Regions from separate parts of the Homo sapiens genome. Here region 1 is linked to region 2. A link is a loop called in an ENCODE intact Hi-C map of the cell type or tissue named here. Cell type or tissue: ascending aorta. All regions are shown on one strand. Each heading gives the region's core, and the rest is flanking DNA. Links, peaks and the distances in the headings are about the cores only.

The links. Hi-C counts contacts between places; a loop is a spot of excess contacts. Peaks named below come from ENCODE experiments on the same cell type or tissue, not always from the same donor. Only the 100,000 strongest peaks of a DNase experiment are listed, where the experiment ranks them.
Region 1: a loop joins it to region 2, with 2.3 times the contacts of the local background. A loop is called at or near these places in 5 of 110 quality-filtered maps.

Annotation. Positions count from the first base shown.
Region 1 is chr15:68,428,598-68,439,793 of GRCh38, reverse strand. It overlaps ITGA11 (integrin subunit alpha 11), which reads left to right and starts at 7,631. Exons shown (of 30, transcript NM_001004439.2): 1 at 7,631-7,779. The coding sequence starts at 7,728. RefSeq lists a silencer at 5,630-5,924 and an enhancer at 8,471-9,230. In ascending aorta, for the core only: a CTCF peak has its summit at 8,797; DNase peaks (open chromatin) are centred at 7,573, 7,836, 8,763 and 9,213; H3K4me3 peaks cover 3,923 bases; H3K27ac peaks cover 4,052 bases.
Region 2 is chr15:68,304,673-68,309,672 of GRCh38, reverse strand. ITGA11 (integrin subunit alpha 11) reads left to right here. Exons shown (of 30, transcript NM_001004439.2): 27 at 1,977-2,087; 28 at 2,230-2,325. Among named protein-coding and RNA genes, the nearest start is that of FEM1B, 29 kb to the right of the region's middle. RefSeq lists a silencer at 2,791-2,880. In ascending aorta, for the core only: a CTCF peak has its summit at 2,818 (motif pointing left); DNase peaks (open chromatin) are centred at 2,872, 3,279, 4,142 and 4,772; H3K27ac peaks cover 4,524 bases.

The DNA of each region.
Region 1 (11,196 bases), core at 6,023-11,022, 120 kb before region 2:
GGGTGAGCAGAGGACATAGCACCTGTGGAGCCCAAGGTGGGGAAAGACGTCATCTTTATGGGAGCTCAAGTGATGCCTATGAAAGCACAAGATGCCTTCAGGGAGTGTGAGGAGGCATCTGAAAAATGATCCATGAGGCAATGACACCTCCTTCACAGAAACTTCTTCAACTGGTAGAAAGGCCACAGGCTTCTGTCCTTCTGACTGGCGTGGACGCAGTCCTACCCTAGTCTCCCCCACCTCCTGCAAAAATCTCCAAAGGCTTCTCATTACCTATCAAATGAAAGCCATACTCCTCATTATGACATTAAAAATCCCCCACAATGTGACTCCAAATTATTTTTCAACTCTTGTCTTTTTATCACTCCTTCCCCCCAACCCCGCAAAAAATTTGATCATCCCCAAAGAAAAAGATTAAAATGTAAAACTTTATCAGAACCTTATTTATAGCCAGAGAGTGTCCTCCAGGGGATCTGTCCCTGGCATTTGAGACAATGCTGGCTGCAATGGCTCATAACCTTTAGGCAACATCTGAAAGTGGTAGAAAGAACCAACACTGCTCTGAAAAATAATGGAAAATGGTATCTTCAAAATATACGGGGTCATCTGTACCTTTGAGGTTTACTTAAGGAAATGTTTCTCTTCTTTAACATGGATTTGATTGTGTTGGATCTGAAGAATATTGTTTATTATTGCTGCATGTGTATGTATGCATGCATGCATGCATGCGTGTGTGTGTGTGTGTGTGTGTGTGTGTGTGTGTGTGTGTGTTCCCATCATGCCCACTGAAAGCCCACTGAAAGAGAGGGGGCAAATGTGCACATTGCCTCCTCTGCCAATGGAGAGACTTAATAGTTGACCAGACTTAGACCAAAGAAGTGGCTTCCAAGGAAGTCAGGAGTTAGGAATCATGAGGCAAACTCCCTTTCTCCAAATACACCAGAGGGAGCTTACCCTTAAAGGGGCGGGAACCTGAGACTTGGGTTTACGCTGTTCTCACACTTCTGCCACCTCTGACTATTCCTCACTCCCTGGAAACAGCTCAAATGCTGACTCTTTTGCACAGACTCTGGTAGGCTTGCATTTCCTCTACTTAGAATGTTCACGTCACCTCTGAAAAACTCCTATTACCAAGGCCCACTCTGAGGTGACCTCCTTCTCTGGCCCTCCTATGTGCTTCTCTGGCTCTCTGTTCACACTTCTATTTTAGCCCTTCTCACAGTCCCATTTACCATCCAGTGCCAAAAAGCAACGAAACCAAGTGGTTAGGAGCTTGGGATCTGGAATCAGGCAAGACCAGGTTCAAATCCTGGGTCTTCCTTTTACAAGTTCTGAAACCTTACCTCTCTGATCCTCAAGTTCTTCCTCTGTAAAAGGCAGGTATAATTGCACCACTTTGTAGGGCTGTCATGAAGATTAAAGGAAATGTGAGGAAAGCATCCAGCTCCATAAGTGATCAATAAATGGGAGGTGTTGTTTTGATTATTACCGTTCATGTTTGTCTCCTCTCCTAGATTAGGAGCTTTGTGGAGAGGCAATAACACATCTGGTTTGTCACTCTAACCCCAGGAGAGTGTCTGGTAAATGCATTAATAGAATGGCTCAACTCCTGCTCCCTTACCAAGTTGCACCCTTGGCCGTGAACCCTATGCACTGTGGGAATTCCTCACTCTGCTGCATGTCTTGTTTCACGTCATGACTGCTTCCCAAGACTGTCCTCTTTACCCCTGTGCACTGCATCCAGACCTTCACTTTCATGGCTTCTCTCAGACATCTCAGCCCAGCCCAGGACCAGGATGGAAGTCCTGGAAACCCCCTGGGTGGTGCTGAGGACTAAACGAAATGATGCAAGAGTTGCAGTTAGCCCATATTAACTTCTCAGTTAAAGGTATTCTTCACATCGCTGTAGTGACATTCAATTCTGATGTGGCTCTTCCAGTCCGGTCCAATGTCAAGGGTTTAGCCCAGCTAAACCCCATCAGAAATGACCTCTCAGCTGGAACATCCACTGACACCTCTAGACTTTTAAAGCAATTTCTATTCTCTCATACCCTTTGACATACTTTTTCTTCAAAGAGATGTTTCCTTATCCATCCTGCGTGTCTGTCTGTGCTGTGGCCATGCTCCTTCCCTTTGATATCTTTACTGCAAATGCTGTATATACTTGTGGCTTGAGAAATGGAGATCACAAAATAACTTTCTAGATTCAGTATAGGTTGTGTACAGGGCTTGATCCTTGTAGAAATTCCAGTCACTGACCCGCAGGCACAGGATTAGGAAGAATGGCAGCATCCACCCGGCTCTAACATTTCGGATTAGACTTTGAAGCGGAAAGTGGCTGGGACAAACATACACTACTGGTGTAAACACACTTCTTCAAAGTTAACCTGCTTCACTTTGTTGGTGGGGATGAGACCTGGCATGACAAATAAAAACCAAGGGACACCCTCTAAGCACACTTGTGCATGACAAATGCAGCCACTTCCTATCACAGAAGTCATTGGTCCAAAACGGTGGCATGCATCATTCAAACAGCAGATAACAAGGCAATCTGGTGGCTTTTTTTTTTTACTTTTTTTTTTCCTTTTCCCTTTGGGATTTATTATATCACTTTTTGGCAGAAGATGTGCCTTCTCAGTAACTGTAAGCTTGCTTACGCTTATCTTTGAAAAAAAGTTTGCATTTCCTAAGCACAAACCAACTGATAGTACAGAGAGGAGGTGGGATCCATGAGGGGGACCGCAAGGGCAGAAAGGAGCCTAGAAGCCAGGGAGTGCCTCAAGGTGGAGCCCCCAGGCTGATTATGGAGACTGGCTGCATTGGAGGTACCTGGGAGCAGGACAGAGAAGGGTGGAGAGAAATAACCAGAGAGTGGGAGAGAGTGGGGAGTATTGGAAAAGAAAGTTGGAGAAAGTGAGACAGAAGGCCCAAGATAGACACAGGGAGACCAGTTCATCCCAGTTTGTCAGAGATTGTCCCCCAGTGTTGACACTGAAGTCCTATATTCTAGAAAACCTCTTAGTCCCAGGCAAACCAGGACAATTGATCACCCAAGGTCAAAGTGGTGAAAAACTCAGAGAAAGAGTAGAAAGAGAGAGGCACCTCTCTGAAATGAGTGCAGATCAGGGCACCCCAATAACTTTTCTGGAAGAAGAGTGCATTGTGGCCAGGCATGGTGGCTCCTGCCTATAATCCCAGCATTTTGGGAGGCCAAGGCAGGTGGATCACTTGAGGTCAGAAGTTGGAGACCAGCCTGGCCAACATGGTGAAACCCTATCTCTACTTAAAAAAAAAAAAAAGATACAGACACACACACACACACACACACAAATCAGCCAGGCATGGTGGCGGGCGCCTGTAATCCCAGCTACTTGGGGAGCTGAGGCAGGAGAATCACTTGAACCCAGGAGGAAGAGGTTGCAGTGAGCTGAGATTGCACCACTGCACTCCAGCCTGGGTGACAGAGCAAGACTCCATCTCAAAAAAAAAAAAAAAAAAAAAGCATTGGTCCTAACTGAGCCAAGGCCTCTGTCATCAGTACTCCAGACCACTGCTCGTTCTCCCTCCATAGAGAAGCCAAGGTCCTCCCAGAGGAGCATGCTCAGACTGAAATCTTGGGAGCCACAGAAGTTGCCAATAGGACCTGTCTCTGAGCTGACCATGCTCATGCAGTCTTGGCCTGAAATACCCGCTCCCTCCACCCAGTTGGGATGTTGGGATTAATACTCAATCTGCTTTCAGAATGCTGGGTTCCAATCTCAGTTCTGCCTCATAGATGATGTGGAATCTTGCGTGAATCTATTGCTACTTTGAGCTTAGATTTTTTAGTAACCATGGATTTGTCTGTCCAGTATACTTTGCCATCCCACTTTTTCTGGTTCCTTTAGGAAAGTCCTCTCCTGTAATATGTGGTTTTGATGGGGCTGTCAGTCATGGCGCCTTTCTCTTCCCAAGTCATGGGGCTGGGTGTGTGTCCCAAACTGAGCTAATTATAGCACCATATCCTCCAGACACTAGGACTGGTTCAGGGGTGGGCATGAACCAAAGCCCTAGACTTTTCTGCTGGATCTACTAAAGGAAGGCTGTCTCTCTCCCTTCAGAATCTATGAAGTATAAGCTTGGGACTGCTAGACAGTCAGAGAAACTCTTCTGCTGCAGGAAAGGAAAATGGAGTGAAGCAAAACTAAGAGAAGACAGAGAGAGAGCAGTAACATTGATTTGAGACCCTTGATCCAGCCACACCTGCAGACAGAACACCTTTGCACTTCCTAGTTACATGACCTTTTACATTCTATTTTCTGCTTCAGTTTGATTGTGTTGAATTTCTGTCACTTGCAAGTGAAAGAATCTTCAACTATACAATCTCTTTACTATAAAAAATAAATACAATTTTGTACAAGATGAGTATTAAATTAGATCATGGATATGAAAGGGATTTCAAAAATAGTAAAACACTATACATAGCACTTGTACATTGTTGGTAGGAATCTAAAATGATGTAGCAACTGTGGAAAATAGTTTGGCAGTTCCTCAAATGATTAAACATAAAATTACTATATGATCAGCAATTCCACTCCTAGGTGTATACCCAAGAGAACTGAAAACATACATTCATACAAAAACTTGTATGAACATTATGCTAACATTATGCTATGTTAATGGATGGTAGAACTGCTACCAGCAAGACCGGCAGCACAAGTGTTCATAGCCACATTATTCACAATAACCTAAAGTGGAAACACCTAAATAAGCCTCACCTGATGAATGGATAAACAAAAGGGGGTAGATCCATACAATGGAATGTTACTTGGCAATAAAAAGGAATGAAATACTGATACATGTTGCAACATGGATGAACCTTGGAAACATCATGCTAAGGGAAAGAAGCCAGACTCAAAAGGTCACGTATTATATGATTTCATTTATATGCAACGTCCAGAATAGGCAAATCCATAGAAATAGATTTGTGGTTGCCAGGGACTGGTGGGAAGGAATGGGGAGTGACTGCTCATGGTTACAGGGCTTCTTTTTGGGGTGATAAAAATATTGTGAAATTAGTGAGGATGATTTTACAATCTTGTGAATATACTAACAACTACTGGATTCTATGGCACAGTTTATGGCATGTGAATAAATAAATCAGTTAAAACACTGTGTACATGTAAAGAGTTATTATTATTATTCAACAGAAATCACAGCTTTCATAAAGCCCTTCACCAAATTCTCTGCAGTTCTCCAGCCTTAGAGTCTGGATTGTGCACTTGTCACTCATATGCTGCTGCCTTGGGTGTGATTTAAATAATGTTTAATAGTGATGAAATAATAAATGGTTTTAAATAGATTAATAAATAACAGATTATGATTAAATAAATACATGGTTATGTCTTGTCTCCTCAGCTCCATCACCAGCTGCCCTAGTGTGGGGTTCTCCTTCCGTGTGTCCTACAGAGCACAGGGGCACAGTAGGCACTCTGTAGGATCTGTTGAAAGAACAAATGAGGGCACACCTCTCCCCTCACCCTCCCACATTACACAAAAGCACACAGAGTGATCCTCAGGACCCCCATTCCCCAGGCACCTGTGAGGACGGTGAAGGTGAATGAATGGTAGAATTGTTACCAGCGAGACCAGCAGCAGCGCAGCTAGGACAGCCACTACAGTGCGCCCCTTCAGCAAGCAGCATGCAGACTCTGAGCACAAGCTGCAGACCACCCACACGTCAGAGGTGCCTGGGGCACCCACCAGCATGCCCTGATCCTTGGGGAATTTGCATTCTTTGCACGTGCTCCAGGTCGTTCTGATGCACCTGGAGATTTGTGCAAGGCAGGAATGTGGGCTGCAGCCCATTCCCTAGCTGTAGGGGTGTTCTACATTCAACTCAGCTGGCTTAAACTCAACTCAGTGAAGAGGACTCACTGTCGTATAACTGATAAGTCCCAAGGGGAGTGGGGTTAAGGGGTGGCTTCATTCAGGAGTTCAACAAGATCCTCCATTCTGTCATCCAGTGTCCACCTCATCTCAAGGCCAGATCCTCCTTCCCTACCCTGACCCTGTCAACTTCTGAGCCTACAAAGTTCCTTGTCCCAGGCTGGGAGAGGAGGCAGGAGTGGGAGAGGTGAGGAGAGAGAGTTAGTTCATTTGTTTGTTTGTTCTAGGGGCTCTTTTAGAAAGGCAAGAAAGCTTGCTTCCCAAAAAAACTTTTTCTTTTGTCATATTGCCCTTTCTGAAACGATGGGCTGGGAAGGGCAACATACTGATTCATTTCAGCCTGAACCGCATGCCTCCTTACACACACACACACACACACACACACACCAGGGACGGAATCACCTTCCCCGAGTCTGTGGCTGAATGGGTGAGGTGAAGATGAAGTAAAACCCAGATAGCCAACCGAAAGATAGTGAGGTTGGGAGACGAGCACAAGCCCACTTCACTTATGTGAACCTGGGTCTTCTCAAACTCCAGCTCATCTTCAGGGGCCCTGACTGAACATCACCTCCTCTGGGAAGCCCTTCCAATACCTCCCAGATAGAAAACTCTATCCTTTGTGCACCCACACACCACCTGTACTCACCCATCCATCCACCCGCCCACCTACTTTGTTCCTGGGTGTTAGGGGCTGAGTACTCCATTGTGAACCAGAGATTTCTACCCTGATGGTGTTTTCAGTCTGCACAGGAGAGAAAAGTTAAATGATCACACCAATTGATGCCTTGCTTCTCTACTAAGCACAATGAAGAGAAATGAGGGAGAGCGGGCTGGGGAATATCAGCATGTGTCTGGGACTCAACCTGGTGGGGACGGGAAGAGGGGGTGAAGGAAGCCTTTCCTGAGAAAGTGGGGGAAGGGCGCTCTGCTGTGGCTTTCCCTGCATCTTGGCCTTCCTACCCTCTGCCTCGGCTTCCTCCATTGCTGGAAAAGCCTCCACAAGCGCGGTGGAGGTCCGGGGCCTGGATTTAAAGCTCTTGAGATAAATGTGCATTGAATTTAACTACCAGTGATTAGAAGAGGGAAAGAAGGTGGCAGGGTTACAAAGAAGAGCTTCACGTTAGGTTAAGAGGGGGTGCACGGTGTCCCTGGGTGCTTTGGAATGCCTCAGGTGTGGAGGCTCAGGGAGTGGCAGTGGAGGCGAATCTGCATGTATTCCAGGGTCAGAAGAAACACTAGCCTCTACAATTCAAGCCGCAGGGTGCAGGGAGACACGGGGATGTCTTAGAATGGACCTTTGAGGGACATCCACTCACTTGGCCAAGGGAGACCTGCGTTCCAGCAGGTGTTCCTGAGCCAGCTTGGGTACCCTCTGAGTTTTGTGAATCTCTTTTCACTGGGAAATGGGAATAAAAACCACTTTTCCTGAACAGAATCTGACTGAGGCGGTGCGGTGCTACACTGGTGAGGGGGTTCCCAGGAGCGGTTCTCTGGAGTTTTCTCCAGAGGCTGACGTGGGGTTGGCGGAGAAGGAGCGCTGCACAGGCGCGTCGAGGCAGCGCGCCGCCTGCCCAGGTGGCAGAGCGGCCGAGACTGGCCCAGAGCCCGAGCCGGAGTGGTGTCCGGCGCCCCTCCCCTCCGCTCGAGCCCTCCCACTTCCTCTGAATGAGCCGCAGCTGTCAGGGAGCCCGGCGCCCCGCGCAGTGCAGGCTGCAGGCGCCGCGCCGAGGAGGCTGCCGCTCTGGCTTGCCGCCCCCCGCCGCCGCTGCACACCGGACCCAGCCGCCGTGCCGCGGGCCATGGACCTGCCCAGGGGCCTGGTGGTGGCCTGGGCGCTCAGCCTGTGGCCAGGTAGGTGCCCACCCTCTGCCTCCCCTTGCCTCTCGGAGTCCCTCCCTGGGCCCTCGGGGCTTGGATCCAGCGGCCAGGATCGGGACGCGACCCTCCTCCCAGGGTCAGACCTCAGCTGCTCTTGGGGACGTGGGTCCCCCAGGGACTGGCCCCAGTCTAGCGGTTCAGTCAAGTTTCGCTAAAGAGGGAGGTGCGAAGGCTATTGAAAGCCGGGACTCTTTGGTGTGTTTGGGAAGAGTTGAAGAGGCTTGAGTTGAAAAGCTCCCAGATCTGGTGGCCCTCCTGGGCGCCTTAGGTGCCTCCAAGGCCCATGCCGGGGTTCCCGCACGGCTGCCAGGGGCACTCGGGTGTCCCGGGAGCGCCGAGGGCGCACGGCCCCGGCTGGGGAAGGGAATCAGCGCCAAGAGAGTGTGCCCTGGCTGCCCTCCTGCCTGGCTCCGGGGAAGCATCTCAAAGTTTGGAGAGCCGGGCGCGGCGGCCCCGGAGGGCTGAAGGGTGGGGGTGAGGGCTGCGCAGAGTGCCTCCGGCCAAAGACAGAGCAAAGCCCCGGGGCGATGGCCGGTAGGCGGGGGCTAGCTCTCGTCTGCCCGGCCAGCAGCGGCGGGACACAGTCGCGCAGCGCAGGACCCCCGAAACGTTACCTGACACCCGGGGTAGGGACCCGGCATTGCCTCCCAACCCGCGCTCGGAATTATGCAATTATTCAATAATCTGGGGAAAGCCGCCGTCGCCTAGACGCGCGCCGCCGCCTAATGCACTCCAGGTGTCGGGGCGCGGCAGGAACCTCCGGCCCGAGGGGCGCGCGGCTGGGAGCGGGAAGCCAGCCCTGAGCTCTCCGCCCTAGGGTACCCTGGCCCCGGCCGTCCCACACCGGGCTCCCCGGCTCCACCCTCCACGCGGGGCGGCTGCCAGTGATGCTGTTCTGCGGAAGACGGCCAAGTGCTCCGGCAAGGGCCAGCGCCTCGGTTACTGGCCGGGTGTGGGCGCTCAACCTTGCCTCCCCTTCTGCGTGGGCTCCAGGCCCGAGCTGGGGCCAGTAGTGGGGGTCAGATGCGGTGGTAGTGGGAGAGGTGCCCTCAGGGAGCTCAGGTGGAGACCCCTATCCCGCAGCCGCTTGCCCCAGTCCCCGGGTACCACGCGAAGCAAGTCCACCCTCCTGTCGGCCTACAGAGGAGCTTCTCAGAGGGCCCATGGTTGAAAGGGCCTCTGGCTAGTGGAATCCTAGAGTCACAGTTTAAAACAATCATTGATACATTGAGTTGTGGGGGCTTGGAAGGGAGAGCAGGGGAAGAACTGCCACCAGGCCAATATGCAACTAGAAGCCAGCTGCGGGAGGAGGCCAAGCCCATTTAGGTGTGTTTAGACAGGAGGGGAGAATCTTCTCCAGGAACTGTCCTCATATCACTAGGAGATCCAGCCACAAGAAAAGAGACGCACTCCTGTGTGACTCCAGATAGGTGGCTGCATCAGAACCTTGGGAAGGAGTGGCTGCCTTAGGGGCTAGGGACAGCCTGGACCTCAGGAAGCTAAGAGCAATGGCTTTGGAATCAGACCTGGCTTCCACTTCTGGCTCTGCACCCTGCTAGCTGTTCAATCTTGGACTGGTTATGCGACCTTTCCAACAGGTTTCCTTATGTGAAGAATGGAGACACAAATTCCGTGTCCTGTAAAGTTGTCAGGATGCACTAAGGCACTGTAAGAAAGGCCCTTAACACAGGGCTGGGTGCACAGTAGGCTTTAATCAATGGTTGTTAATGTTGTTGCTACTCAAGGAGGAGGGGGCAGAGAATGACATTAAAGGACCTCTGAAGACACAGGATTTGTGACTCAGAGCTCCGCTTATATGGCGAAAACCACTCCTGAGTTATGTCTGGTCAGTTGCATTCTTGAAATATGGGATTCATTAAACATATCAATCAATGTTGGAACAATGACATCTGCTTGCAAGGAGCTGGGGGTGGGGCCCTAGCGTGTGTGCAATCTGGGTCCTGCCTGTAACTGAGAATAAGCCAAGGCCAGGGAAAGCTAAACAGAGGCACCAGGGAGTGAATGGCTTGGGGAAACCAAGGGCTGGGTGTTCAAACAAGAGAAGTTCAATTTCAGCCAGATAAGCAAGGAAGGCTTCCTGGAGGAGGAGATATCATTTGAACTGGCCCTGGAAAAGTGTGTAGAGTGTGCATGGGCCTGAAAGTGGGAATGTTCATATTTTGGAGTATTATTTTCTGAGACTAGTTAAAGAAGATGATGAATATTTTAAAACCACTCTGGTCAGTGTGGACTTTGAAGACTAGAAGGGTCTCAGGGATCATTGGGTTCACTCCTCAGGCTCCAGGACAGGACTGATGTTGATACCTCATCCATGCATCACATGAATTCAATGTGAGGATTACCAGGAAGCTTGTCTACTGGTGATGGCAGTTTGGCTGGGCAGGGAACCTGTCAGAGGCCAAGTTGAGGGTGAGACCTCAGAGCATCTACTCTCCCAGAGCTCCAGCTGCAGGCTGGACAGCGTGATGGGGTAGACAAAACTAACAGGAAAGCCTAAAAAAAAAGTAATCAAGTCCAAAGAGAGAGATCCATTGACCAGAGCTTTACAGTCATAACCTATCTGTAGGAAGGGTGATGATTCTTAGAAGCATAATCTTTGCTGAGCACCTGTTATCTGCCAGGCCCCATAAAGACACAAAGTGAGATCAGACACAGCGTAAGGGTGGAGGCCCTGGAGTTTCACTGCCTGGGATTGGCCTAGCCCCTGCCGGTTAGGGCTCTGTGCTCTTGGCAAGTTACTCCATGGCTCTGTGCCTCAGTTTCCTCACCTACAAAGTGGGGGTAATAATAGAACTTAGAGTTATCACAAAGATTAATGCTTAGAAAGTGCCAGGCATGTATTAAGCACTCAAGGAGGTTGTCTTCTCCAACATCATCAGCAGCAGCAGTAGCACTCAAGATATTGACTATTCAGGATCTAAGGACACAGAGATATAACTTTCAAACTCAAGTTCTCAAGAGAAGTTTAGAGGAAGTACATTGAAGAATCAGAGGAGACATACATGCCAGGGCCCCAAATGAGTGAAGACTTTCCTAGTCCCTCCCGCAAAGCCCTGGCCCAAACTCTTGATCATAATAAGAACTCAGGGTTGTTGTTTTGTTTGTTTGTTTACCATCGGGGCTGTCTTGAAGTCAGTATGCTCTTGATGTGGGTGTATTGTGGTGTGGAAAAGGAGAAGGCCCATACCATGCAACATGGCCCTTGTGGGTAGGGGTCCTACCCAACAGAAAGCAACCTGTGGAAAAGCACAGTGCTAGACACCACAGGTGTACAAAGGCTCCAGAGGTCCAAGACTTGCTCCCAGCCTCTCCTTCCCAGTGGAGAGCAGGGAAGAAGGGAAAGTTTGTCACTTTGCCACCCCATTGCCC
Region 2 (5,000 bases), core at 1-5,000:
CAATGAGCCAAGTTGGCGCCACTGTACTCCAGCCTGGGCAACAGAGCAAGACTCTGTCTCAAAAAAAAAAAAAAAAAAAAAAGGACTGTATTGACATGGTTACATTCCCAGGACTCTTAGTCATTTAAGAATGGACTACATGGTTGGTATCATTGCTTACAAAAGTGTCTTGAACTTGATGGGCTTATGTTGAGAAGTAAAATTTAATTTTTAATTTTTACCTTTTAATTCCATTTTTCCACAAACTTTTTGAAGTCCCTTTGAGAGGAGCGAGCAGGAGCATTGTCATGGTGGAGAAGGAGTCTCTGGTGACATTTTCCCAGCCATTTTTCTGCTAAAGCTTTGATTAACTTTCTCACAACACTGTCATAATAACCAGATGTTCTCATTCTTTGGCCCTCCAGAAAGTCAACAAGCAAAATGTTCTGAGCATTCCGAAAAACTGTTACCATAACCTTTGCTCTTGACTGATCTGTGTTTGCTTTGACTGGACCACATCCACCTCTTGGTAGCCATTGCTTTTTTTGTGCTTTGTCTTCAGGATGGTACTGGCAAAGCCATCTTTTATCCGTTATAATTATTTGAAGAAATGCTTCAGGATCTTGATGTCACTTGTTTAAAATTTCCATTGAAAGTTCTGCTCTTTTCTGCAGCTGATCTGGGTGCAACAGATTGGGCACCCGTCAAGCGGAAATTTTGCTCAACTTTAATTTTTCAATCAGAATGATGTAAACTAAGCCAACTGAGCTGTCTATAGTGTTGGCTAATGGTTCTGCTGTTAATTGTCAGGCTTCTTCAGTGAGGGCCTGAACAAGATTTTTTTTTTCCTCACAAATTGATATGAATGATCTGCTGCTGCAAGCTCCATCTTCAGTGTCCTCTAATCCCTTTTCTTTTCTTTTCTTTTCTTTCTTTTCTTTTCTTTTCTTTTGAGACAGAGTCTGGCTCGGTCACCCAGCTGGAGTGCAGTGGCACGATCTCGGCTCACTGCGACCTCCGCCTCCCGGGTTCAAGTGATTCTCCTGCCTCAGCCTCCCAAGTAGTTGGGACTACAGGCGCGTGCCACCACGGCTGGCTAATTTTTTGTATTTTTTTAATAGAGACGGGGTTTCACTGTGTTAGCCAGGATGGTCTCGATCTCCTGACCTTGTGATCCGCCTGCCTTGGCCTCCCAAAGTGCTGAGATTACAGGCGTGAGCCACCATGCCCAGCCCTCTAGTCCTTCTTAAAACAAGTTATCCATTTGCAAACTGCTGATTTCTTTGTGATATCATCCCCATCAACTTTTTATAAAGCATCAGTGATTTCACTGTTCTTTCACTCAAGTTTCACCATAAATTTGATGTTTGTTTTTGCTTCAATTTTAGCAGAATTCATGTTGCTCAGATAGGGGCTCTTTTCAAACTGATGTCTTATCTTTCTTAGTGCCTCAAACTAGATCCTGTTCACATAGGTTACAACAAGTTAATACGAGTTTATTTTGGGGCAAAAAAAGTTTTGGAATCCATGCATAATTTTTCCATAATACACATTTTCCATGAACTTTATGAAGACCCCTTTTATCTGATTCAGGAAGTTCCCTGGGAGTTTTTATCATGAACAGAAGTTGGACTTCCTAAAATACTTTTTCTGCATCTGTTGCAGCGATCATAGAATTTTTTATCTTAATGTGTTTATATGGTGATAGGAAACATTTATAGATTCCCTAATGTTGAACAAAAGTTCTGTCCCTGGAATATATCCAGGCCGGTCACAATGTACAGCTTCAAGTGGAGCATCAGATATACCATCCTTCATTTGTCCTTCAGTCATCCCCTGGCAGACGCAATGCACATGTCCCCCACTCCCAACTTTCTCTTTGTCCCCTGTCCTCTGCCCCTGCCCCCAGGAGCAGAGCCCCAGTCGTTCAAGCAGTGTTGCTGCCCCCTGCTCCCCTAGCCCAGCAGCTCAGCCCTGAGACCCATCTTCTCTTTCAGAATCACAGCAACTCTGATGTCGTCTCCATCAACTGCAATATACGGCTGGTCCCCAACCAGGAAATCAATTTCCATCTACTGGGGAACCTGTGGTTGAGGTCCCTAAAAGCAGTAAGTAGAGCCCCTGGGCTGGGCTGGAAGGAAGAAGGGAAAGGGGGCGGCTGTTGGGATGTCTTCCACCTGGGGCTGCCTGGGGAGGGGACGGGAAGAAAAGCTTCCAAGCCAGCTTCTGACGAGCCCTCTGATTGCACAGCTCAAGTACAAATCCATGAAAATCATGGTCAACGCAGCCTTGCAGAGGCAGTTCCACAGCCCCTTCATCTTCCGTGAGGAGGATCCCAGCCGCCAGGTGAGCCCCTGGGAGCCCTGCAGAACTGGGCTTAGGCCGGACAGCTTGGGAAAGGGTTGGCCGTGCTCCTCTATAGAGTTTTCCTACAACCCCTGGCTGCATGTCCCAGCAGGAGAGAATCAGGCAGACCTGTGGGCTGTTAGGGCAGCCGCTGAAAAGAGGGAAAAAAGCAAGACAAAGCCTCAGGGGCAACACTAGGGAAGGTCCAGAGGTCTGGTGTGAACTGAATTTGTGAAGACCAAAGGATGGGAGATGCCTCGGTATCAGCCTCTGTTAGTTGCGTAAAAGCAGATTGTTACAGATTACACTGGCTTCATCCAGGGTCCAGGAAAGGAGTGAGACTCTGTGAGACCCAACGAGAAGTGAGGTCTTAAAGAAAAGCCCATTCCTGGAAGAAGTGGCAAAGGAAGAAAAAAGAAAAGAAATAAATTTGTAAAAGAAAGCAAGCAAGCAAAGCCCAGTCCTGTGGAAATAGACAGGGCAGCCGGGCGTGGGACGCTGCTGCCCTCCACTGGCCACACCCCAGAAATGCCAGCTTGGGCTCCAGGCAAACATTCCTATTACAGAGGCGGAGTAAGCTCCCAACACCACCCCAGGGAGATGCTGGAGAGCAAAGAGGCGGGGTCAGGAAGCATCCCTTATAAAACAATCCAACAAAAACCAATCACAGCCAGGGCAGGGGGATGCCAGGCAGAGGGGTATCAGGATCCACCTAAGGAGCTTTTTTGTTTGTTCATTCATTTGGCATTTGTTGGGTGTGTCTCCTACGGCTTGGGCCCCAAAGGGGAAACAGAGATAAATTAGGCAGACAGGGAAACAGTGACAATAAATGGGTGAGTGCAGTCTGGGGGTGAGCACAGGCCCGGAGGGGAGCGATTCCGAGCGAGGGACATCCCCGGAAAGCTTTCTGGAGACTGTTTGAACCGAATCTTGAAAGATGCTGCAATGTTCCCAGCATCCAAGAGAGGGAGGTGTGGTACAGGCACCCCCGCTCCCCCACACATACCCTGCTCACACACACAGAGAGAGAGAGAGAGAACCCTTCTTCTCACATTGATGCTTGTCTTTTAGGTGACTTTTCCTTCTTCCACCCCCACTCAACCCCCCAAAAAATTCCTCTATACTCTCTGGATGCCTCACTCCCTTTTTTTTTTTTTTGAGACGGAGTCTTGCTCTGTCACCCAGGCTAGAGTGCGTTGGCAGGATCTCGGCTCACTGCCAGCTCCACCTCCCAGGTTCATGCCATTCTCCTGCCTCAGCCTCCCGGGTAGCAGGTATTACAGGCGCCCGCCACTACGCCTGGCTAATTTTTTTTTTTTTTTTTTAGTAGAGACAGGGTTTCACTGTGTTAGCCAGGATGGTCTCGATCTCCTGACCTCATGATCTGCCCGCCTCGGCTTCCCAAAGTGCTGGGATTACAGGCATGAGCCACCGTGCCCGGCCATGCCTCATTTCTCTTTTAGAAATCCAGCAACCCCAAAATTAAGCCCCTGTATGCTGGGCTGTGTGCTAGGTGCTGGCGCTGGGGAGGCAGAGCCAGGTGCCCGCCTTGAGGGACAGAAAGAGCACACATAAGGGCCCTGCCATTTGCTGGCCCCCAGCTGTGTGCTGAACATGGTGACAGACCTCTCAACACTGTGAGGCACTGTCCCCACCCCCATCTCTCAGGTATGCACACCGAGGCATGTGAGATGAGGCAGGAGGGACAGTGACTTGCCTCAAGTTGAACAGTGAGTCAGTGGCCAAAGGAGGGCTCTGTCTGCTGTTGCAGGTGGTCCATTCACTCCACATGGCTCTGTCTGCTGTTGCAGGTGGTCCATTCACTCCACGTGTTAGCTGAGCTCCTGCTACATTCCCGGCACGGCTCCAGGTTCTGAGGATAGAGCAGGGACAAAACAGACAAAGCCCCCACTCTCCTACAGCTGACATTCCAGGCAGGCAATAAACATAAATATAAACGTTATCAACTGGTGATAAGGGCTACCCAGAAAAAGGCACACATCTAAGGGTGGAGTGCCAGGGGGTGCTGTTTTATACAGGGGAGTTGGGAAAAGCCTCTCCAATAAAGTGACATCAGACAGAGACCATGAGGAAGACAGGAGTGTCTCGTGGCTGCGTGAGGGAAACCCTTGCAGGCAGAGGGAATAGCAATGCCTACAGCAGGCACGCCATGGCATGCATGCTGGAGGCCAGGTGGCTGAAAGCTGGAGTAAAGCAAGAGGGAGCAGGAGGTGAGGTCAGCAAGACAGGTGGGACCCGAGAGGGGAGGGCCTTGCAGGCCAGGGCCAGGACTGCACTTTTTACTTTGAGCTTGAGCAGAGCAGAGCAGAGCATAAGCCTGCCTTCCTCGTTAGAAGGATCCCTCTAGTTGCTATGCTAAGAACAAACTGCAGAGGGGAGGCAGTCGGGCAGCGCTGTAGTCTCCAGAGGAGATGTGAGGGCACTCAGGCCCAGGAGGTGGGAGTGGTGGCCACATTCCAGGTGTTTCCAAGGTAGAATGGACAGACTTTGCTGCTGGGCTCCGTGTGGGTGTGAGAGTTAGGGTCAGTGATGGATACATGGCTTCTGGCCTGAGCAGCGCGGAGGGATAGTGCTGCCATTTGCTTAGGTGAGAAAGAGCTGGAAAGAGCAGGCTTCGGGGGCTGGGGTGTTAAGAGCTTGGTTAGGGGCCTGTT